2 separate regions of the Homo sapiens genome follow, and region 2 is linked to region 1. Evidence: read pairs that join two places in POLR2A ChIA-PET (ENCODE). Cell type or tissue: K562. All regions are shown on one strand. Links, peaks and the distances in the headings refer to the core of each region. The heading gives the core; the rest is flanking DNA. Region 1 has its middle 64 kb from the start of USP7. Region 2 overlaps USP7-AS1 (USP7 antisense RNA 1).

What was found. Peaks named below come from ENCODE experiments on the same cell type or tissue, not always from the same donor. Only the 100,000 strongest peaks of a DNase experiment are listed, where the experiment ranks them.
Region 2: POLR2A ChIA-PET joins it to region 1 with 6 read pairs; 6 of 35 experiments call an interaction of 5 or more read pairs at or near these places.

Annotation. Positions count from the first base shown.
Region 1 is chr16:9,021,867-9,033,461 of GRCh38, forward strand. No RefSeq gene overlaps it. Among named protein-coding and RNA genes, the nearest start is that of USP7, 64 kb to the left of the region's middle. RefSeq lists an enhancer at 4,596-5,095. In K562, for the core only: no CTCF peak of the experiment used is centred there; a DNase peak (open chromatin) is centred at 5,385.
Region 2 is chr16:8,965,755-8,977,349 of GRCh38, forward strand. It overlaps USP7-AS1 (USP7 antisense RNA 1), which reads left to right. Exons shown (of 2, transcript NR_184341.1): 2 at 999-1,236. Among named protein-coding and RNA genes, the nearest start is that of USP7, 7.6 kb to the left of the region's middle. RefSeq lists enhancers at 1-379, 380-1,003, 1,004-1,625 and a silencer at 298-592. In K562, for the core only: no CTCF peak of the experiment used is centred there; no DNase peak of the experiment used is centred there; H3K27me3 peaks cover 2,136 bases.

The DNA of each region.
Region 1 (11,595 bases), core at 2,088-10,087:
TTGTTGTTGTTTTTATTTATTTATTTTTTTTTACAGAGTTTTGCTCTGTCACCCAGGCTGGAGTGCAGTGGCGTGATCTCGGCTCCCCTGCAACCTCTGCCTCCCAGGTGCAAGTGATTCTCCTGCCTCAGCCTCCCAAGTAGCTGGGATTACAGGCAAGCACCACCATGCCTGGCTAATTTGACCACAGCTTCTTTCATCCCCCTTTTACAGGTGAGGAGGCAAAGACTCAGAGAGAGAGGTGAAGGGACTTGTAAATGGCAGAGCTAAGACTGAACCCAGGGTTCCTGGAGCCCTGAGTAGGACATAGAATCAGCAGAGAATTCTAGAACCTAAAAGGCCACATGCACCAAGATGGTGGATGTCTCCATGGCAACCTGTGTTGATAAATGACAGAGGGGCACTTTGGTACCATGCCACCCTCCAGGACCGTAGCTCAGGTGTGGAGAGGGGTGGGAGTACCAGGAAGGACTTGGGCTTGGGCTTGAGTTTGGCCTAGCTCAACGATGGCTCAAATAGAAATGAACTTGAGTCTGGTGCAGTGGCTTACGCCTTTAATCCCAGCAATTTGGGAGGCTGAGGCAGGGGGATCACCTGAGGTTAGGAGTTCAAGACCATCCTGGCCAACATGGCAAAACCCCGTCTCTACTAAAAATATAAAAACTAGCTGGGCGTGGTGGCACACGCCTGTAGTCCCAGCTACTCAGGAGGCTGAGGCAGGAGAATTGCTTGAACCCAGGAGGTGGAGGTTGCAGTAAGCCAAGGTTGTGCCACTGCACTCTAGCCTGGGCAACAGAGCAAGACTTTGTCTCACAAAAAAAAAAAAAAAAAAAAGAAAGAGAAAGAAAGAAAGAAATGAACTTGAACTCTAGAAATCTAAGAAAGTGATGTGCTTGCACAGTTCAGTTTGTGGTCTATATATAGTAGTAACTGGGCACAGGAATCAGACTGCCAGGTCGATATAACTAACCTAGGGCTGCCTATAAGGCACGGCGACTCACATCTGTAATCTCAGTGCTTTGGGGGCCGAGGCTGGACCATCGCTTGAGGCCAGGAGTTCAAGGCAGGTCTGGGCAATATAGCGACCACTGTATTCCAGCCTGAGTGATAGAGTAAGACCCTGTTTATGAAAAAAAAAAAAAAAAAAATCAACCATAGTGGGAGTATTTACAAAAGAGCCATCAGCAGATACTACAAACCCTGGCTTTATTTGTTGAGTTGATTGTCCGGGTTTGAGAAAGTGATAGACTTTTTTTTTTTTTTTTTAGACGGAGCCTCACTCTACTGCCTAGGCTGGAGTGCAATACCAGTATCTCAGCTCACTGCAACTACCACCTCCTGGGTTCAAGCGATTCTCCTGCCTCAGCCTCCCACATAGCTGGGATTACAGGCACGTGCTGCCATACCGGCTAATTTTTAGTAGAGATGGGGTTTCACCATGTTGACCGGGCTGGTCTTGAACTCCTGACCTCAGGTGATCCACCCGCCTCGGCCTCCCAAAGTGCTGGGATAACAGGAGTGAGCCACCACGCCCGGCCTGAGAGAATGTTAATAAGGCAGGTCAAACTCAAAGCGTATCATATCTGTAACCATTCCATTGTGAATAGTACAACAAATGGAGAAAAATCTTGCAATATTCAAGATCCAATTCAACAAACATGTTGGTCACATTGACAAATGAGCAAAGTTCGCTGAATGCAGTGGCTCACACCTGTAATCCCAGCACTTTGGGAGGCCAAGGCAGGTGAACCCCTTGAGCCCAGGAGTTCAAGACCAGTCTAGACAACGTGACAAAACCCTGTCTCTAAAAAAGAATACAAAAATTAGCTGGACATGGTGGTGTGTGCCTGTAGTCCCAGTTACTCTTTAGACTGAGGTGGGAGAATCACTTGAGCCCAGGAGGTTGAGGCTGCAGTGAGCTGAGATTATGCCACTGCACTCCAGCCTGGTGACAGATCAAGACCCTGTCTCAAAAAAAAAAAAAAAAAAAAGAGAAGAAAAAAGAAAAAGCAAAGTTCCAATATACACTATCATTGTTTCATTTCACTTTCGTCTCACTTGTTAATATAAATTTAAATATCAGCCAAATTTATCCAAACTATACCTGGAAGGCTGGTTTTAAACATTTACTAGCACACTACAGGTTGTGTGGCCTTTGTAGGCCAATAATCCTAAATTAAAATCTTTGCTTTGCCACTTATTTGCAGGGTGACCTTAAAAAGTTCACTGTGTTTTCTGAACGATGTATTTTCCTTTACTGTAAAATAGGGTCTATAATACTGACCTCATATAATTAATCATAGCCTTAATGTGTACTACTATATGCCAACTATATGCTAAGTGTATTAAGGATTATATAGATACTGTCTATAATATATAGTAGCTGGGATTACAGGCGTGAGCCACCACACCCGACCTCATAATTACACTTGCAAAAAAACCTCAGTTGGCCAGGCGCAGTGGCTCACACCTGTAGGTCCAGCACTTTGGGAGGCCAAGGCGGGTGGATCACCTGAGGTTGGGAGTTCGAGACCAGCCTGACAAACATGGAGAAACTCCATCTCTACTAAAAATACAAAATTACCCGGGCGTAGTGGTGTGCATCTGTAGTCCCAGCTACTTGGGAGGCTGAGGCAGGAGAATCGCTTGAACCTGGGAGGTGGAGGCTGCAGTGAGCAGAGATGGCACCACTGCACTCCAGCCTGGGCAACAGAATGAGACCCTGTCTCAACAAAACAAAACCAAAACAACAACAGCAACAGCAACAACAAAAACATTTATCCAAAAAGCCCTTTGGGTCCAGGGGCTCCACAGTTTTCTTTTTATCCTCCACATGAACTTTAGCAAATGAAACAAGCTGTTCTGCATCATACTTTACTTAATGATACAGCCTGGATACGATTGCATATAATGTGCTTTAGACTTTTGAAAACAAAAGCTCAAAAGATTATTTCTGTGTGATACAGGATCCCTTGCTACACATCTCCCCAGAGGCAATGAATGTTTGAATTCAGAGACAGGAAGAGGAGATACAGAGAGAATACTCAGCAGATGGAAAATCCCTGAACGCATTACCTAGAGAAGTGCATCAACAATAATCCCATCTTCCTTATTCACTCTTTGGTCATATCTTTAAAAAAATGCCTTTCCATTTAATAATTCTTTTTTTTTTTTTTTTTGAGATGGAGTCTCGCTCTGTCTCCCAGGCTGGAGTGCAGTGGCGCGATCTCCGCTCACTGCAAGCTCCAACTCCCAGGTTCACGCCATTCTCCTGCCTCAGCCTCCAGAGTAGCTGGGACTACAGGTGCCCACCACCAAGCCCGGCTATTTTTTTTTTTTTTTTTTTTGTATTTTTAGTAGAGATGGGGTTTCACCGTGTTAGCCAGGATGGTCTCGATCTCCTGACCTCGTGATCCACCCACCTCGGCCTCCCAAAGTGCTGGGATTACAGGCATGAGCCACCGCGCCCGGCCAATAATTCTTTTTTTGTTGTTGAGACGGGGTCTCTCTCTGTTGCCCAGGCTGGAGTGCGGTGGTGTGATCACAACTCACTGCAAGCCTCGACCTCCCAGGCTCAAGCTATCCTCCCACCTCAGCCTCCTGAGTAGCTGGGAATATAGGCATGTCTCACCACTCCCAGCTAATTTTTTGTATTTTTTGTAGAGATGGGGTTTCGCCATGTCACCCAGGCTGGTCTCAAACTCCTAGACTCAAATGATCTGCCTGCCTTGGCCTCCCAAAGTGTTGTGATTACATGTGTGAGCCACAGTCCAGTAATTCCTTTTTTTTTTTTTTTTTTTTTTTTTTGAGGTGGAGTCTCGCTCCGTCGCCCAGGCTGTAGTGCAGTGGCACAATCTCCGCTCACTGCAGCCTCCGTCTCCCAGGTTCAAGCGAGTCTCCTGCCTCAGCCTCCTGAATAGCTGGGATTACAGGCACACACCACCACACGTGGCTAATTTTTGTATTTTTTTTTAGTAGAGATGGGGGTCTCTCTATGTTGGCCAGGCTGGTCTTGAACTCCTGACCTCAAATGATGCACCTGCCTCAGCCTCCCAAATTGCTGGGATTACAGGCATGAGCCACTGCGACTGGCCTAGTCATTCTTAAGAGTGGTAACACACTACTTATGGAAGAGCAAAAAATGCATTTAGTCAAATACAGTCACGCGTCGCTTAACAACGGGGCATGTGCTGAGAAAGGAGTCCTTAGGCAATTTTGTCATTGGGGGAGCATCACAGAGTGCACTTGCACAAACCTAGATGGTCTAGCCTACTACACAGCTAGGATATAGGTCTAGCCTATTACTCCAATGCTACAAACCTATACTGCATGTTACTGTGCTGAAAGGCATTTGTAATGCAGTGGGAAGTAGTTGATTATCTAAACATAGAAAAGGTACAGTAAAAACCTGCTATTATTATTTATTTATTGTTATTATTATTATTATTTTGAGATGGAGTCTCACTCTGTCACCCAGGCTGTAGTACAATGGTGCACTCTTGGCTGACTGCAGCCTCCGCCTCCCGGGTTCAACCGATTCTCCTGCCTTAGCCTCCCAAGTAGATGGGATTACAGGCATCTACCACCGTGCTTGGCTAATTTGTTGTATTTTTGGTAGACACGGCATTTCACCATGTTGGCCAGGCTTGTCTCAAACTCCTGACCTCAAGTGATCTGCCCTCCTCAGTCTCCAAAAGTGCTGGAATTACAGGCATGAGCCACCGAGCCCGGCCAAAACCTGATATTATCATCTCTTTTTTTTTTTTTTTTTTGAGACAGAGTCTTGCTCTGTTGCCCAGGCTGGAGTGCAGTGGCGCTATCTCGGCTCACTGCAAGCTCTGCCTCCCAGGTTCATGCCATTCTCCTGCCTCAGCCTCCCGAGTAGCTGGGACTACAGGCGCCCGCCACCACGCCCGGCTGATTTTTTTGTATTTTTAGTAGAGACAGGGTTTCACTGTGTTAGCCAGGATGTTCTCCATCTCCTGAACTCGTGATCTGCCCCCCACGGCCTCCGAAAGTGCTGGGATTACAGGCGTGAGCCACCGCACCCGGCCTGATATTATAATCTTATAGGCCCACCGTTGTATTTGCAGTCTATCGTTGACTGAAACGTCCTTATGTGGCACATGGCTGTAGTCACCTTTTAACACATAGTGCTGAAAAATTCCTTCTCTTGTCTCATATAATTAGCGTATGCCAAAAACCATAGCCCCATTCAGGAACCATAAGAAAACAGCAGTTTGTCCATCTCCAATTTCCCAGAGCCTCAAGGAATTCACTTTCTTTCCTTAACAGCTGAGATTGTAGCGAGGACGCCGCAAACTGAATTCTAGAAACTCCTGTTCTCTCCACCTTCCCCTACACTCAGCCCCCTCCCTCCTTGTCTTGTCAGCTTCTGACAGGTTTCAGCAAGAATCTAAAGTTCAAAAAGTTATGTTCCCGGAACTAAATGCCCGGGAGCCTCGAGTAATCTTTCTTTGCATAATACAGTACTTCGGGTTACTCTTCAAATGCCAAAATGCCTTCCACCTTTCTTTCTCAATTCTGATACTGAGAAATAGTGGATACTGAGAAATACTGCTTTGCTGAAAGAAAAACAGCAGTTCAAATGTAAAGGTAATCCATTTGAAATTCTAATTTCAGCCTCATCCCTGGGCAACAGTAGAGAGGGGTGGAGACTGTGGCGAACTAGGGTTGCATGCCCTTTCTAAAGAGGCGGCTCCTGTTGAATTCTGGCTGCTTGTTGCCAGGGGAGGTGTGGGCACAGTGTTGCCACATCTTAGAAATTTTTTTTTTTTTTTTGAGATGGAGTCTTGCTTTGTCACCCCAGGCTGGAGTGCAGTGGTACGATCTCGGCTAGTGAGCTGAGATCCTCCTCCTCCAGGCTTCGACCGATTCTCCTGCCTCAGCCTCCTGAGTAGCTAAGATTATAGGGGCCTGCCACCATGCCCGGCTAATCTTTTTTTTTTTTTTTTTTTTTTTTTTGAGACGGAGTCTTGCTCTGTTGCCCAGGCTGGAGTGCAGTGGCGCGATCTCAGCTCACTGCAAGCTCCGCCTCCCATGCCCAGCTAATTTTTTGGGTATTTTTTTGTAGAGATGGGGTTTCACCAGGTTGGCCAAGCTGGTCTCGAACTCCTGACCTCAACTGATCCACCCTCCTCGACCTCCCAAAGTGCTGGGATTAGAGGCATGAGCCACTGTGCCTGGCCAGAAATTTTCATTTGTCTTTTTATTAATTTTTTAAAAATTGACGGGGTCTTTCTATGTTGCCCAGGCTGATCTCAAACTCCTGAGCTCAAGTGATCCTCCTGCCTCTGCCTCCCAAAGTGCTGGGATTACAGGCATGAGCCACCAGCCCCACCCATTTTAGCAATTTTCAAGAGATATTGGAAATCTGCAGTTGATGTTTGTTGAGTTTTAAATGGTGACTCAATTTTTTAAATAAAGCATTTTGCCAGCCAAACAAAAATACATTTCTGGGCTAAATTCTGATTTTCAGACCTTTAGTTTGTAATTCTCTTTCCTTTATTATTATTTTTATTTATTTATGTATTTATTTATTTTTGAGACAGAGTCTCACTCTGTTGCCCAGGTTGGAGTGCAATGGTGCAGTCTCGGCTCACTGCAACCTCCGTCTCACGGGTTCAAGCGATCCTCCTGCCTCAGCCTCCCGAGTAGCTGTGACAGGCACGCCCGGTTAATTTTTGTATTTTTCTTTTTCTTTTTTTTTTTTTTTTTGAGATCCGTCTCACTCTTGTCCCTCAGGCTGGAATGCGATGGCGCCATCTCGGCTCACTGCAACCTCCGCCTCCTGAGTTCAAGAGATTTTCCTGTCTCGGCCCCCTGAGGAGCTGGGATTATAGGCGCCTGCCACCACGCCCAGCTAATTTTTTTGTATTTTTAGTTGAGACGAGGTTTCACCATGTTGGCCACGCTGGTGGAGAACTCCTGACCTCAGGCGATACGCCTGCCTCGGCCTCCCAAAGTGCTGAGATTACAGGCATGAGCCACCACGCCCGGTCAATTTTTGTATTTTTAGTAGAGACGAGGTTTCACCATCTTGGCCAGGCTGGTCTTGAACTCTGGACCTCAAGTGATCTGCCTGCCTCCGCCTCCCAAAGTGCTGGGATTACAGGCATGAGCCACCTTGCCTGGCCATAGACTTTTTGAATTTAGGTGTCAGGTTCTATGTTGGGTGTTGGGTTGAAGTTCTGGAAAGGGGATAATAGGAAGAGGGTAACATTTGTGCCTAATCAATTGGTCACATCGTTTGTCTACCTAGCTTTATTTTTTTTTTCGATTTTTTTTTTTTTTTTTGAGACAGAGTTTCGCTCTTGTTGCCCAGGCTGGAGTGCAATAGCGTGATCTCAGCTCACTGCAACCTCTGCCTCCTGAGTTCAAGCGATTCTCCTGCCTCAGCCTCCTCAGTAATTGAGATGACAGGCATGCGCCACCACACCTGGCTAATTTTGTATTTTTAGTAGAGATGGGGTTTCTCCATGTGATCAGGCTGGTTTCGAACTCCCGACATCAGGTGAACTGCACCTGGCCTTGTCTACCTAGCTTTCTAAGTACTTACCTACCTGGGGCCTCCCTATCTTTTTCTTTTTCTTTATATAGTAAAATGTTTTTCCTTCTTTTTTTGTGAAAATTAAATTTGTATCACATAAAATTAACCGTCTCAATTCAGTGGCATTTAGCATGTCATCATGTTGTGCAACCACCACCTCTATCTAGAGATCTCTCTCTCTCTCTTTTTTTCGAGACAGGATCTGGCTCTGTTGCCCAGGCTTGAGTGCAGCGGTGCCATCCTAGCTCACTGCCACATTCACTTCCTGGGCTCAAGCAATCCTCCTGCCTCAGCCTCCCAGGTGACTGGGCTCACAGGTGCCTGCCTCTATGCCTAAGTTTTAAAATTTCTTGTAGGGACTGGTGTGGTGTCTCACACCTGTAATCCCAGCAACTTTGGAAAGCCAAGGGAGGTGGGTCATCTGAGGTCAGGAGTTGGAGACCAATCTGACCAAGATGGTGAAACCCCGTCTCCACTAAAAATACAAAAAAAATTAGCCAGGTGTGGTGGCACACGCCTGTAATCCCAGCTATTCGGGAGGCTGAGGCAGGAGAATTGCTTGAACCCGGGAGGCAGAGGTTGCAGTGAGCCATGATTGCACCGCTGCACTCTAGGCCTGTGCAACAAAAGCAAAACTCCCTCTCAAAAAAAAAAAATAAATAAATAAATAAAATAAAATAAAATAAAATTTCTTGTAGGAATGGGGTCTCACTATGTTACCCAGGCTGCTCTCTATCTCCTGGGCTCAAGGGATTTGTCTGCCCGGCCTTCCAATGTACCGGGGTTACAAATGTGAGTCATTTTACCTGGCTGAGGTATCTCTTTATCTAGAGATACCTAATATTTCTAATATCTCTCCAAAACATTTTCTTCATCTCAGAAGAAAACTCTTATTAAGCGATTTCTCCCCATTCCCTCCTCTTCCAAGTCCCTGACAACCACCAATCTGTTTTTCTTTTGTTGTTGTTTTTGGGACAGAGTCTCACTCTGTCGCCCAGGCTGGAGAGAAGTGGCACCATCTAGGCTTGCTGCAACCTCTGCAACACCCCCCCCGCCCCCCATTCCGGGTTCAAGCGATTCTCCAGCCTCAGCTTCCCGAGTAGCTGGGATTACAGGCACCTGCCACCGTGCTTGGCTAATATTTTGTATTTTTAGTAGAGAGGGGTCTCCACCATCTTGGCCAGGCTGGTCTTGAACTCCTGACCTCATGATCCACCTGCCTCGGCCTCCCAAAGTGCTGGGATTACAGGCGTGAGCCACTGCGCCTGGCTGTGTTTTCTATCTCTATGGATTTGCCTATTTTGAAAGTGTCAAATGGAATCACACAATATGTGACCTTTCATGTCTGGCTACTTCCTGCGACTACAGGCTTGCACCACCATGCCCGGCTAATTTTTGTATTTTTTAGTAGAGACAGGGTTTCGCCATGTTGGCCAGGCTGGTCTTGAACTCCTGAGCTCAGATGATCCGCCCGCCTTGGCCTCCCAAAGTGCTGGGATTACAGGTGTGAGCCACCGTGCCTGGCAGTAGCTCATTTCTATGTCAGAATAATGATCCATTGTACAGGTATATCACAGTTTGTTTATTCATTCATCCATTGATGGACATAAAGATTGTTTCCACTTTTATCCACTATCATTAATACTGCTACTATGAACATTCATATACAAGTTTTTGTTTGAAGACCTATTTTCAATCTTTTGGGTATGTACCTAGGAGTGGAATTGCCGGGTCATATGGTAACTCTATGTTTAACTTTTGGAGGACCTGCCAAACTTTTCCACGGCAGCTGCACCATTTACATTCTCACTAGCAATGCACGAGGGTTCTAAATGTGTCCATATCCTCACCCACACTTGCTATTTTCCATTTTTAAAATTATTACCATTCTAGTGGGTGTGAAGCAGTATCTCATTGTGGTTTAGATTTGCATTTCCCTAATGGCTACTGATGTTGAGCATATTTTCATGTGCTTTGTTGAAGATGTGTATACTTTCCTTGGAGAAATGTCTCTTCAACTGTTGACCATTTTAAAATCAGATAGTTTGTCTTTTTGTTGTTGACTTGTAAGAATTCTTTTTTCTTTTCTTTTTTTTTTTTTTTTTAGACATCGTCTCGCTCTGTCGCCCAGGCTGGAGCGCAGTGGCGCTATCTTGGCTCACTGCAGCCTCCACCTCCCGGGTTGAAGCGATTCTCCTGCCTCAGCCTCCTGAGCAGCTGGGATTACAGGTGCACACCACCACACCCAACTAGTTTTTGTATTTTTAGTAGAGATGGGGTTTCATCATGTTGGTCAGGCTGGTCTCAAACTCCTGACTTCAAATGATCCACCTGCCTCGGCTTCCCAAAGTGTTGGGATTACAGGCGTGAGCCACTGCACCCGGCCGATGTCTATACTTTCTTTTAAGAGCTTTATGTTTTTGGCTGGGCGTGGAGGCTCACGCCTGTAATCCCAGTACTGTGGGAGGCTGAGTCAGGTGGATCACCTGTGGTCAGGAGTTCAAAACCAGCCTGGGCAACGTGGTGAAACACCGTCTCTACTAAAAAAACAAAAAACAGCTGGATGTGGTTGTGCGCACCTGTAATCCCAGCTGCTTGGGAGGTCGAGGCATGAGAATCACATGAACCTGGGAGGTGGAGGTTGCAGTGAGCAGAGATGGCGCCATTGCACTCCAGCCTGGGCGACAGAGCGAAACTCTGTCTCAAGAAAAAACAAAACAAAACAAAAAAACCCAAGAACAAAAAAAGAGCTTTATGTTTTTAGTTCTTATGTCTGGGTCATCAATCCTTTTTTTTTTTTTGAGACAGAGTTTCGCTCTTGTTGCCTAGGCTGGAGTGCAATGGCACGATCTCGGCTCACTGCAATCTCCACCTCCCATCCCAATTCTGAAAAAGGCACTTCCACCTAATGAATTCACATAGACACTACAACATAAGGAGGGGAACCACCAGTTAAACCAACAGGCCAGTATTAGGGAAACTGAATATCCACATTAGAAGAAATGATGTTGGATCCCTACTTCACATCGTATGCAAAACTTAATTAAAAAAGGATTAATGGCCAGGTGTGCTGGCTCACGCCTGTAATCCCAGCATTTTGGGAGCCTGAGGCAGGCGGATCACCTGAGGTTAAGAGCTTGTGACCCGCCTGACCAACATGAAGAAACCCCATGTCTACTAAAAATACAAAATTAGCCGGGCGTGGTGGTGCCTGCCTGTAATCCCATCTACCTGGGAGGCTGAGGCAGGAGAATCGCTTGAACCTGGGAGGTGGAGGTTGCGGTGAGCCGAGATTGCGCCATTGCACTCCAGCCTGGGCAACAGAGTGAAACTCCATCTCAAAAAAAAAAAAACAATAAAAAACAAAAACGAAAAACAAGCTGGGCATGGTGGTGGTGGTGGTGGTTACCTGTAGTCCCAGTTACTTGGGAGGCTGAGACACAAGAATCACTTGAACCCAACAGGCAGAGGTTGCAGTGAGCCGAGACTGCCCCACTGCACTCCAGCCCGGGTGACAGAGCAAAACTCTGTCAAAAAAACCCAAAAAAACAAAAAACAAAAAAGGAAGCCAATGCATGGGCTCCTGTGGTGGCCACAGGGTCCAGAATTCTCAGGTCTCAGGGATGACTTCACTAGGGCAGTGCAGAAGGGAAATGTGGGGTTGAAGCCCCCACACAGAGCTCCCACTGGGGCACTGTCTAGTGGAGCTATGAGAAGAGAGCCATCGTCCTCCAGACCCCAGAATGGTAGATCCACCATGCACCACGCACCTGGAAAAGCTGCAGGCTCTCAACGCCAGCCCGTGAAAGCAGCTGGGAGGGAGGCTGTACCCGCAAAGCCACAGGGGCGGAGCTGCCCAAGACCATGGGAACCCACTTCTTGCATCAGCGTGACCTGGATGTGAGTCATGGAATCAAAGGAGATTATTTTGGAGCTTTAAGATTTGACGGCCCTGTTGGATTTCAGACTTGCGTGGGGCCTGTAGCCCCCTTATTTCAGCCACTCTCTCCCATTTGGAATGATGT
Region 2 (11,595 bases), core at 2,104-10,103, 56 kb before region 1:
GAGGCTGAGGCAGGAGAATTGCTTGAAGCCAGGAGGTGGAGGCTGCAGTCAGCTAATCACACCCCTGCACTCCAGCCTGGGCAATAGAGGGAGATTCCATCTAAAATAAATAAATACATAAATAAATATTGGTTGAATGGGCCAGGCACAGTGGCTTACACCCCTTATGCCAGCACTTTGGGAGATTGAGGCGGGAGGATCAATCACTTGAGCCCAGGAGTTGGAGACCAGCCTGGGCAACATAGGGAAACCCGATCTCAATCAGCCAATCAATTAATCAATCATTAGTCAACTGGTTGAATGAACATATGATTCAAGCGTGACTGGATCCCCCTCACCAGCATTTCGTACGCTTGAAGGTTTTTCACCAGTATATTTCCTGCCAGACCACAGAGGTGAGCAGGGGAGAGCCCAGTCACTTCAAAGGAATCCCTTGGGTCACCCCCAGAATCTGAAGAAGAGGTATTGTTATTCACACAGATTCTCACAAATGCTAATCAACAGCGCTCAGATGCAAAAGAGTCCTTCTCTCTAGTATTCTGGAAGCTTGGAGGAGGGAAGAAAGTGCCTTTCTGGCAGAGGAAGAGGTGGCAGAAAGTTATGTATATGGCTGTCAGTTCACATTGGCCAACCTTATCCTCATCACTGAGTTCAAAACCAATCTGGCCGGGCACGGTGATTCACGCCTGTAATCCCAGCACTTTGGGAGGCTGAGGCGGGCGGATCATGAGGTCAGGAGTTCGAGACTAGCATGACCAACATGGTGAAACCACGTCTCTACTAGAAATACAAAAATTAGCCGGGCATGGTAGCGCGCCTGTAATCCCAGCTACTCAGGAGGCTGAAGCATGAGAATCGCTTGAACCTGGGAGGTGGAGGTTGCAGTGAACCGAGATTGCACCACTGCACTCCAGCCTGGGCTATAGAACGAGACTCTGTGTCAAAAAAAAACAAAAAACAAAAAACAAAAAACACACAATATCTCTCTCTCTTTCTAGAAGCACCTTGAGGAAGAAATTGTCTTGTCTACAGCTCTATCCTCAGTACAGCACCAAGCTTACAGTGGATGCTCAGTGAAGATTTGCCGATTTGCCGAATGAATGCTTTCACCCCTGCAACTGTTTACTGCCTGCTAGGAGCTCAGAGCCTCTGGGATACAGGCTGGGAATGACAGTGCCTGCTCGCTTGGAAGGCCTCTCTTCTGGAGTCAATAAAACAGCACTTCTTTGCTTCTTCCTGGCTGGTCCACATCTTTCACTGAGGAGTGGATAGTGGAGGGAGAGTTCATTTCTAGGGCACCACAGCTATGAGAAAAGCAAGACCAGTGCCCTTGGAGGCCCACTAAAAAGGCCCCCACTGGATTATTCCAGCAGGCTCGGCTGGCCTGTTTTCTTCCTCCCCTGGTAGAATTGTGCCTGCATTGGCTATAAAGTCCATTTGCACACAGAAGGGGTGTGTGTGGAAGGACTCTGCAGAAGTGAATCCGCTGAGTAATGCCTGCTTCCTCAGAGGGTGAATGCCAAGATGCCTCCAAAGGACATGAAGGGCTCTGAAGGGGAAGATGACTGAGGGCACCATTTTTGATCACTGCCAATTAAAAAAAAAAAAATTCATGACCCCTACCGTGGTTCAGAAACCGGGGACTAAGGAGATGAAAAACCGGGGAGACAGGAACCGCTGGAGAAACTGACTTGTCATTAGCTAGAGCCAGTAAAGGGCAGGGAGGGCCCACCCTATCATTACTTGGATCAAAACATATTTTGCTGCTCCCAGGGCCATGGCATGACTTGGCATAAACAGAGGGTTGGTTTTTCTTCTTGAGAACCAAAATATTTATCTACCTTGAAGCTATGTTGGTCAGGGTCTAAAATTATTTAATAGAAGTGTCAGAGAAGAAAAGGGATTAACAGCTTTCCCCCTCTCCACGCCTTCATCTGCCCCCACCCCCCGCCCCACCGGGATAACTAAATTCCTAAATAATCCATACCTAGAAAGATGACCTAATCCCATACCACAAGGTTACTGATGAGGATTTGGGTTTAGAGAAGATAAGGGACTTAGCCAAGGTCAAGCAGTGTGGGAGAGTAAGGGGCTTTAGGATTCAGAAACCAGGTGGAACCTAGCTCCATACATGGTTCTGTAAACTTGAATTTGGGAAGCTTACTTAACCTTTTCTTTTCTCTTTTTTCTTTTCTTTTCTTTTTCCTTTTTTTTTTTTTTTTTTTGAGGTAGAGTCCAGCCCAGGCTGGAGTGCAATGGCACGATCTCAGCTAACTGCAACCTCCGCCTCCTGGGTTCAAGCGATTCTCTTGCCTCAGCCTCCTGAGTAGCTGGGATTACAGGTGCACACCACCACACCTGGCTAATATTTGCCTTTTTGGTAGAAACGGGGTTTCACCATGTTGGTCAGGCTGATCTCAAACTCCTGACCTCTGGTGAACCACCCACATCGGCTTCCCAAAGTGCTAGGATTACAGGCGTGAGCCACCACGCCCAGCCCAACCTTTTCTAATTCTGGATTCTTATCAGGGAAATGGGAAAACAGTCTACCTGAAACCATAAAATATCAAACGCTTCAAAATCCACAGGTTGGCCAGTGCATTCGCTCACGCCTGTAATCCTAGCACTTTGAGAGGCCGAGGTGGGCAGATTGCTTGAGCTCAGGAGTTTGACAACAGCCTGGGTAACATGATGAAAACCTGTCTCTACCAAAAAATACATGAAAATTGGCCGGGTGTGGCCAGGCACAGTGGCTCACGCCTGTAATCCCAGCACATTGGGAGGCCGATGTGGGTGGGTCACCTGAGGTCAGGAGGTCGAGACCAGCCTGGCCAACATGGTGAAACCCCGTCTCTACTAAAAATACAAAAATCAGCTGGGTGTGGTGGCGCACACCTGTAATTCCAGCTACTTGGGAGGCTGAGGCAGGAGAATCGCTTGAACCCAGGAGGCGGAGGTTGCAGTGAGCCGAAATGGCGCTACTGCTCTCCAGCCTGGGCGACAAGAGCGAAACTCCTTCTCGGGGGGAGAAAAAAAAAAAAGAAAATTAGATGGGTGTGGTGGCTTGCGCCTGTGGTCCCAGCTACTCAGGAGGCTGAGATGGAAGGATCGCTTGAACCAGGAATGGAAGTTGCAGTGAGCCAAGATCGCACTACTGCACTCCAGCCAGGGTAACAAAGTGAGACCCTGTCTCAAAAACAAACCAACAAACACACAAACAAAAAAACCAGGCATGGTGGTGCACGCCTTTAGTCCCAGCTACCTGGGTGGCTGAGGCAGGAGAATCGCTTGAACCTGCGAGGTGGAGGCTGCAGTGAGCTGAGACTGTGCCACTGCATTTCAGCCTGGGCGACAGAGAGAGACTTCACCTCAAAAAAAAAAAAAAAGAAAAAGAAATGAAAAGAAAAAAGAAAAAAAATCAGAGGTTGTGAGATCATTGTTCTAAGAACAGAATGAGGCTGGGCACAGTGGCTCACGCCTGTAATCCCAGCATTTTGGGAGACTGAGGCGGGCAGATCACCTGAGGTCAGGAGTTGGAGACCAGCTTGGCCAACATAGTGAAACCCCACCTCTACTGAAAATACAAAAATATTAGCCAAGTATGGTGGCAGGCACCTGTAATCCCAGCTACTTAGGAGGCTGAGGCAAGAGAATGGCTTGAACCCGGGAGATAGAGGTTGCAGTGAGGCAAGATCGTGCCACTGCACTCTAGCCTGGGCAACAGAGTGAGACCCCTTCTCAAAAAAAAAAAAAAAAGAAAAAGAACAGAATGAGACCCCAGCCTCCAATTCCTGACCCCCGCAATCCACCATCCTTTCACTCAAATCTGTTTTTGGGATGAGTGCCTATTATGAGATAGGGACCCTGTTGCCTCAGGCTAAATGAATAGCAAAAGTGACTGCCACAGAGTGGCTAAATAAAACGAAGTCATGTGACCAGCATTCTTCTGGGATTGGTTTTGGAAGAGAGACAGCCAAATGCAAATGAAAGCTTTATGCCAAAATGACTGCTCCCAGTTGGCCAGGTGTGTGTATAGTGGTTGGAGTCGTGTTCATTTTTTTTTTTTTTTTTGAGGTGGAATTTCACTCTTGTTGCCCAGGCTGGAGTACAACGGCACGATCTTGGCTCACCACAACCTCCGCCTCCCCGGGTTCAAGCGATTCTCCTGCCTCAGCCTCTGGAGTAGCTGGGATTACAGGCATGCCCCACCACGCCCAGCTAATTTAGTATTTTTAGTAGAGATGGGGTTTCTCCATGTTGGTCAGGCTGGTCTCGAACTCCCAACCTCAGGTGATCCGCCCGCCTCGGCCTCCCAAAGTGCTGGGATTACAGGCGTGAGCCACCACATCCATCCAAAATTTTTAAGAAAACAGTTCGACAAAGGTGCTTTGGTAGAGTGACTGGGTTGGCTCACATTTAGACGAAGTTGCAATGAGAGTCAGTGAGAACATGGACAGCCAGCATCAGTGTCATCTTTTTCTTTTCTTAATTTTTATTTTTAGGAAAATTAGTCAAATTGTTACTAACAAGATCTTGCTATGTTGCTGTTGCCCAGGCTGGTCTTGAACTCCTGGCCTTAAGTGCTCTTCCTACCTCAGCCTCCCAAAATGCTGGGATTATAGGCTGTGATTATACCACTCCTGGCTAGAAAATGGCATTTTAAATGGAAACTGTAAAGCTAAAATTTAAAACTACTTTTTTTTTTTCTTTTCTTTAGAGATAGAGTCTTGCTCTGTCACCCAGGCTGGAGTGCAGTGGCCAAATCTCGGCCCACTGCAACCTCCGTCTCCTGGGTTCAAGTGATTCTCCTGTCTCGGCTTCCCAAGTAGTTAGAACTACCGGTGTGCACCACCACACCCAGCTAATTTTTGTATTTTTTTAGTAGAGACGGGGTTTCATTGTATGTTGGCCAGGCTGGTCTCAAACTCCTGACCTTAGGTGATCCTCCTGCCTTGGCCTCCCAAAGTGCTGGGACTACAGGCACGAGCCACCATACCCAGCCTTAAAACTACATTTTTTTTTTTTTTTTTTTGAGACGGAGTCTCTTGCTCTGTCGCCCCGGCTGGAGAGTGGTGGTGCGATCCTGGGTCACTGCAACCTCCGCCTCCTGAGTTCAAGCGATTCTCCTGCCTCCCCGAGTAGCTGGGACTACAGGCGCATGCCACCACACCTGGCTAATTTTTTTTTTTTTTCGAGACAGAGTCTCACTTTGTCGTCCAGGCTGGAGTGCATTGGCGCGATCTCGGCTCACTGCAAGCTCTGCCTTCCGGGTTCACGCCTTTCTCCTGCCTCAGTCTCCCGAGTAGCTGGGACTACAGGCACCCGCCAGCATGCCTGGCTAATTTTTTGCATTTTTTTTTTTTTAGTAGAGACGGGGTTTCACCGTGTTAGCCAGGATGGTCTCGATCTCCTGACCTCGTGATCTGCCCACCTCAGCCTCCCAAAGTGCTGGGATTACAGGTATGAGCCACCATGCCTGGCCTCTAATTTTTTGTATTTTTAGTGGAGACAGGGTTTCACTGCATTAGCCAGGATGGTCTCATCCTGACTTCCTGATCCGCCGTCCTTGGCCTCCCAAAGTGCTGGGATTACAGGCGTGAGCCACTGTGCCCGGCCTAAAACTACATATTTTAAAGAGGGGTGGGACTCAGTTTAGCCCAGGAACTACCCCCAACCAACATTGCTTTTGGCACCAAAGGCTTCACCTACTTACCTGGCCATGGGATGAGGCAGGTGTCTGCCCAGAGGGGCACCATTAGCTTGCACAAGGGCACTGTAAAAGCTAGTGCCAGCCCTGCCTTTGAGAGGTGCTATTATTACTCCCATTTTACAGAACAGGACACTAAGGCAGCAAAAGGCTAATGGCCCCAAAACTGGTCCAGTAAGAAGCAACACCAAGATGTCAACTCTGAACACAACCCCAGTGTTCATCAACAAGTGAGTGGGTCAACAAGAGTGATCTATCAGCACAATGGAATATTATTCAGCCGTAAATAAGAATGAAGTACTGATTCATGCTACAGCATTGATGAACCTTGAAAATACCATGCTAAGTGAAAGAAAGTAGATAAAAGGAGAACTATTATATGATTAATTGATATGAAACGCCCATGAAAAGCAAATCCATAGAGACAGAAAACAGACTAGCAACTGCCTGCGGTTCACAGGAGGTGGGCAATGGGGAGTGGCTGCAGATGGGTATAGGATTTGGGGGGAGAAATGACAATGTCTTAAAATTGACTATGGTGATGGTTGTACAACTCTCTGAACATAGTAAAAACCATTGCATTGTACATTTAATACAGATAAATTGTGCAGTAGGTGAATTATATTTCAATAAAACTGTTATTGGCCTGGCACGGTGGGGGCTCACACCTGTAATCCCAACACTTTGGGAGGCTGAGGCGGGTGGATACCTGAGGTCAGGAGTTCAAGACCAGCTTGGCCAATGGTGTGAAACCCTGTCACTACTAAAAATACAAAAATTAGCCGGGTGTGCTGGCAGGAGCCTGTAGTCCCAGCTCCTGCTCAGGAGGCTGAGGCAGGAGAATTGCTTGAACCTGCAATGTGGAGGTGGCAGTGAGCCAAAATTGTACCACTGAACTCCAGCCTGGGCAACAGAGTGAGACTCTGTCTCAAAAAAAAAAAAAGCTGTTATTTTTAGTTTTTATTTTTAAGAGGTTTCAACTCCCTGCTGGAGTTCCTAATGAGTCCTATCATGTCTTTACCCAGGCTTATCAGTTTTTCAAAACCCACATCCAAAGAAAACCCTAACTTAATATTCTGCCACTGAATGTATACAAATAGCCATTGTTTTCCCTTATCCACTCTGTACCAGCCCCTTTTTTTTGAGACGGAGTCTCGCTCTGTTGCCCAGTTTGGAGTGCAGTGGCGGGAATTCAGATCTCAGCTCACTGCAACCTCTGCCTCCCAGGTTCAAACAGTTATCTGCCTCACCCTCCTGAGTAGCTGGGATTCCAGGTGCCTGCCACCACACCCGGCTAATTTTTGTATTTTTAGTAGAGATGGGGTTTCACCATCTTGGCCAGGCTGGTCTTGAACTCCTGATCTCGTGATCCTCCCGAAGTGCTGGGATTACAGGCATGAGCCACTGCGCCCGACATTAACTTTTACAAAGTGAAAGCCAGTTCCTCCAAAAGCTAAAGAGTTACCATAGGACCCAGGAATTCCACTCCTAGGCATATACCCAAGAGAACTGAAAACAGGGACTCAAACAAATACATGTACACACACATAGCAGTGTTATTCAGTCACCAAAAGGTGGAAACAACCCAAATGTCCATCAAAGAATGAATGGATGAATAAAATGTGATCTAACAGCTGAGCACTATGCTCAGCTGCCTGTAATCCCAGCTACTCCAGAGGCTGAGGTGGATTGCTCAAGGACAGGAGTTCAAGACCTGCCTGGGCAGCATAGCACAGACACGACCTCTAAAAGTAATAATAAAATATATCTTCCATAAAATAAAATACTATTCAGCCATAAAATGAAATAAACTAGATTCATACTACAACTTGGATGAATCTTGAAAACATTATGCTAAGAGAAAAAGCCAGACACAAAAGGTCACATATGCTTCCACTTATAAGAAATATTCAGGTTACGCAAATTATAAACAGAAAGTAGATTAGCTTTTGCCAGGAGCTGAAAAGAGTGGGGAAAAAGGGGAGTGACTGCTAATGGGTACGGTGTTTGTTTTTGAGACAGAGTCTCAATTTGTCGCCCAGGTTCAAGTGCAGTTATCAGGATCTCGGCTCACTGCAACCTCCCTCTCCTGGGTTCAAGTGATCCTCCCACCTCAGCATCCCTAGTAGCTGGGACTACAGGTGCAAACCACCATGTCCAGCCAATTTTTGTGTTTTTAGTAGAGACGGGATTTCACCATGTTGGCCAGGCTAGTCTTGAACTCCTGACCTCAAGTGATCCACCCTCCTTTGGCCTCCCAAAGTGCTGGGATTACAGGCACGAGCCACCACGTCCACCACCGGTATGGTGTTTCTTTTCGGCATGATGAAAGTGTTCTGAGGACACAGGGTGTCATGGCTTACGCCTGTAATCCCAGCATGGTGGGAGGCTGAGGTGCGAAGATCACTTGAGCCCAGGAGTTCAAGACCAGCTTGGGCAACATGGTGAAATCCCCATCTCTACTAAAAATACAAATAGTTAGCTTGGTGTGGTGGCACACGCCTGTAATCCTAGCTACTCAGGAGGCTCAGCTGGGAGCATCACTTGGGCCCAGGAGGTCAAGGCTGCAGTGATCCGAAGTTGTGCCACTGCATTCCAGCCTGGGCAACTGGAGTGAAAGAAACCCTGTCTCAGGAAAAAAAAAAAAAAGAAAAAATGTTCTGGGATTAGATGGTGGTGATGGTTGCACACTTTTGTGAATGCACTGAAAACCATTGAATTGTACATTGAGTATTGAAAATGTTCAGTGTGGGCCGGGTGCAGTGGCTCACATTGATAATGCCAGCAGACCTTTGTTGGGGAGATGTAATGATATTGCTAAATAGTCAATTCAGCAGCACTCAATGAGGTGATCTGTTCTAGTTTGGAAGAGATTACAAAGGTGATTTAAGGGATTTAAGGGTAATTATGATCCTACTTGATTTTGGCATTTGTTCCAATCTCGGAACCTCTGTTCTATGCAGGCGTCCTTTAGCCATTACTCCTGCTGCGCTAGATCACATCTCACCCTTTGCTCTCCACCCTGCCTCTAGCCTGTGTCCCAAATTCATCCTTCCACTTGTTGCTGAAAAGACCAACTCCTAGACAGGTACTGTGGCTTATGCCTATAATCCCAGCACTGTAGGATGCCAAGATGAGGGGGACTCTGCTAGGCAACACAGTGAAACCTCATCTCTGCAAAAAATAAACAAAATTAGCTGGGCATGGTGGTGCGCACCTATAGTCCTAGCTACTCGGGAGGCTGAGGTAGGAGGATTGCTTGAGCCCGGGAGGCTGAGGCTGCATGAGCCAAGATGGCACCACTGCACTCCAGCCTGGGTGACAGAGCGAGATCCTATCTCAAAAATCAAACAAACAAACAAATAAAAAAAAAACAACCAACTCCGTTTTTATCAATCCAATCCATTTCCAAGGAACACCAGGAAAGGCAAGAAGAGAAAACACAAGCTCAACTGCAACAGAAGAGGCCAAACACGGATTTGGAAATGTCATGCCTAAAACCCTCCAGAGGAAACACAAGCTATCGAAAGCACTGTACATTTTCTCTAAGGTGATCAACGGCGTTATCTATGTCCATGAAGTTTTCTTATAGCCAGCAATCAAGTTGGAAAATATAATTTTAAAAAACATACCTTGTTTTGTGCTGTGATCACTGCAGCTGAACTCAGCCAGTAGCCACAGGGACTGGTGGCTGGTACTTGGGTCTTCCTGGGGAAGGCACCTCAGGGCCTTGGGGAGGGGCTGAGATTTGCGCCTCTGGCTACGCTTGAAGCTTGGCTCACGCCTCGATTTCCGAATTGGTCTTAACGGCGGCATGGGGAATCTCCGGAAAGCAAGCTCTCTGGGGCCTTCCTGAGCTTTCTGAGCCCGTTCAGAGGAAAATAGGAAATAAGAGAAAGTGATGTGATCCCTGCCTTCTCCGCCTCCAGCTTCTTATAATTCAACTCCCACCTACCCACCCTTCCCCACCCGGCTCACTGAAGGCTGGATCTGGACTCCTTACCTCATTTGCATAGCTTAAAGGTTTACTTAAGGCGGTCCCAGAACAAAAGAACAGGCTAAAGTAATTTTGAAGACTCCACCTTTGTTTTTATTTTCTTTCCTTTTTCTTCTGTTTTAATTTTTTAATTTTTTTTTTTTTTTTGAGACAGAGTCTCACTCTGTCACCCAGGCTGGAGTGTGGTGGTGCGATCTCAGCTCACTGAAACCTCTGCCTTCTGGGTTAAAATGATTCTTCTGCCTCAGCCTCCCAAGTAGCAGGGATTACAGGCGCATACCACCACACCTGGCTAATTTTTTTTGTATCTTTAGTAGAGACGGGGTTTCACCAGGTTGGCCAGGCTGGTCTCAAACTCCTGACCTCAAGTGAGCCGCCTGCCTCGGCTTCCCAAAGTGCTGGGATTACAGGCGTGAGCCACCACGCCCAGCCCCGGACATTTCTTTTTTTCTTTTTTTTTTAATTTTACTTTAAGTTCTAGGGTACATGTTCACAACGTGCAGGTTTGTTACATATGTATACATGTGCCATGTTGGTGTGCTGCACCCGTTAACTTGTCATTTACATTAGGTATATCTCCTAATGCTATCCCTCCCCCCTCCCCCCACCCCCCAGCAGGCCCTGGTGTGTGATGTTCCCCACCCTGTATCCATGTGTTCTCATTGTTCAGTTCCCACCTATGAGTGACAACACACGGTGTTTGGTTTTCTGTCCTTGCAATAGTTTGCCCAGAATGATGGTTTCCAGCTTCATCCATGTCCCTATAAAGGACATGAACTCATCCTTTTTTATGGCTGCATAGTATCCCATGGTCTATATGTGCCACATTTCTGAATCCAGTCTATCATTGATCGACATTTGGGTTGGTTCCAAGTCTTTGCTATTGTGAATAGTGCTGCAATAAACATATGTGTGCGTGTGTCTTTATAGCAGCATGATTTATAATCCTTTGGCTATATGCCCAGTAATGGGATAGCTGGATCAAATGGCATTTCTAGTTCTAGATCCTTGAGGAATCACCACACTGTCTTCCACAATGGTTGAACTAGTTTACAGTCCCACCAACAGTGTAAAAGCGTTCCTATTTCTCCACATCCTCTCCAGCACCTGTTGTTTCCTGACTTTTAATGATTGCCATTCTAACTGGTGTGAGATGGTATCTCATTGTGGTTTTGATTTGCATTTCTCTGATGGCCAGTGATGATGAGCATTTTTTCACGTGTCTTTTGGCTGCATAAATGTCTTCTTTTGAGAAGTGTCTGTTCATATCCTTCACCCACTTTTGATGGGGTTGTTTGACTTTTTCTTGTAAATTTGTTTAAGTTCTTTGTAGATTCTGGATATTAGCCCTTTGTCAGATAGGTAGATTGTAAAAATTTTCTCCCATTCTGTAGGTTGCCTGTTCACTCCAATAGTAGTTTGTTTTGCTGTGCAAAAGCTCTTTAGTTTAATTAGATCCCATTTGTCAATTTTGGCTTTTGTTGCCATTGCTTTTGGTGTTTTAGTCATGAAGTCCTTGCCCATGCCTATGGCCTGAGTGGTATTGCCTAGGTTTTCTTCTAGAGTTTTTATGGTTTTAGGTCTAACGTTTAAGTCTTTAATCCATCTTGAATTGATTTTTGTATAAGGTATAAGGAAGAGATCCAGTTTCAGCTTTTACATATGGCTAGCCAATTTTCCCAGCACCATTTATTAACTAGGGAATCCTTTCCCCATTTCTTGCTTCTGTCAGGTTTGTCAAAGAGCAGATGGTTGTAGATGTGTGGTATTATTTCCGAGGGCTCTATTCCATTCCATTGGTCTATATCTCTGTTTTGGTACCAGTACCATGCTGTTTTGGTTACTGTAGCCTTGTAGTGTAGTTTGAAGTCAGGTAACATGATGCCTCCAC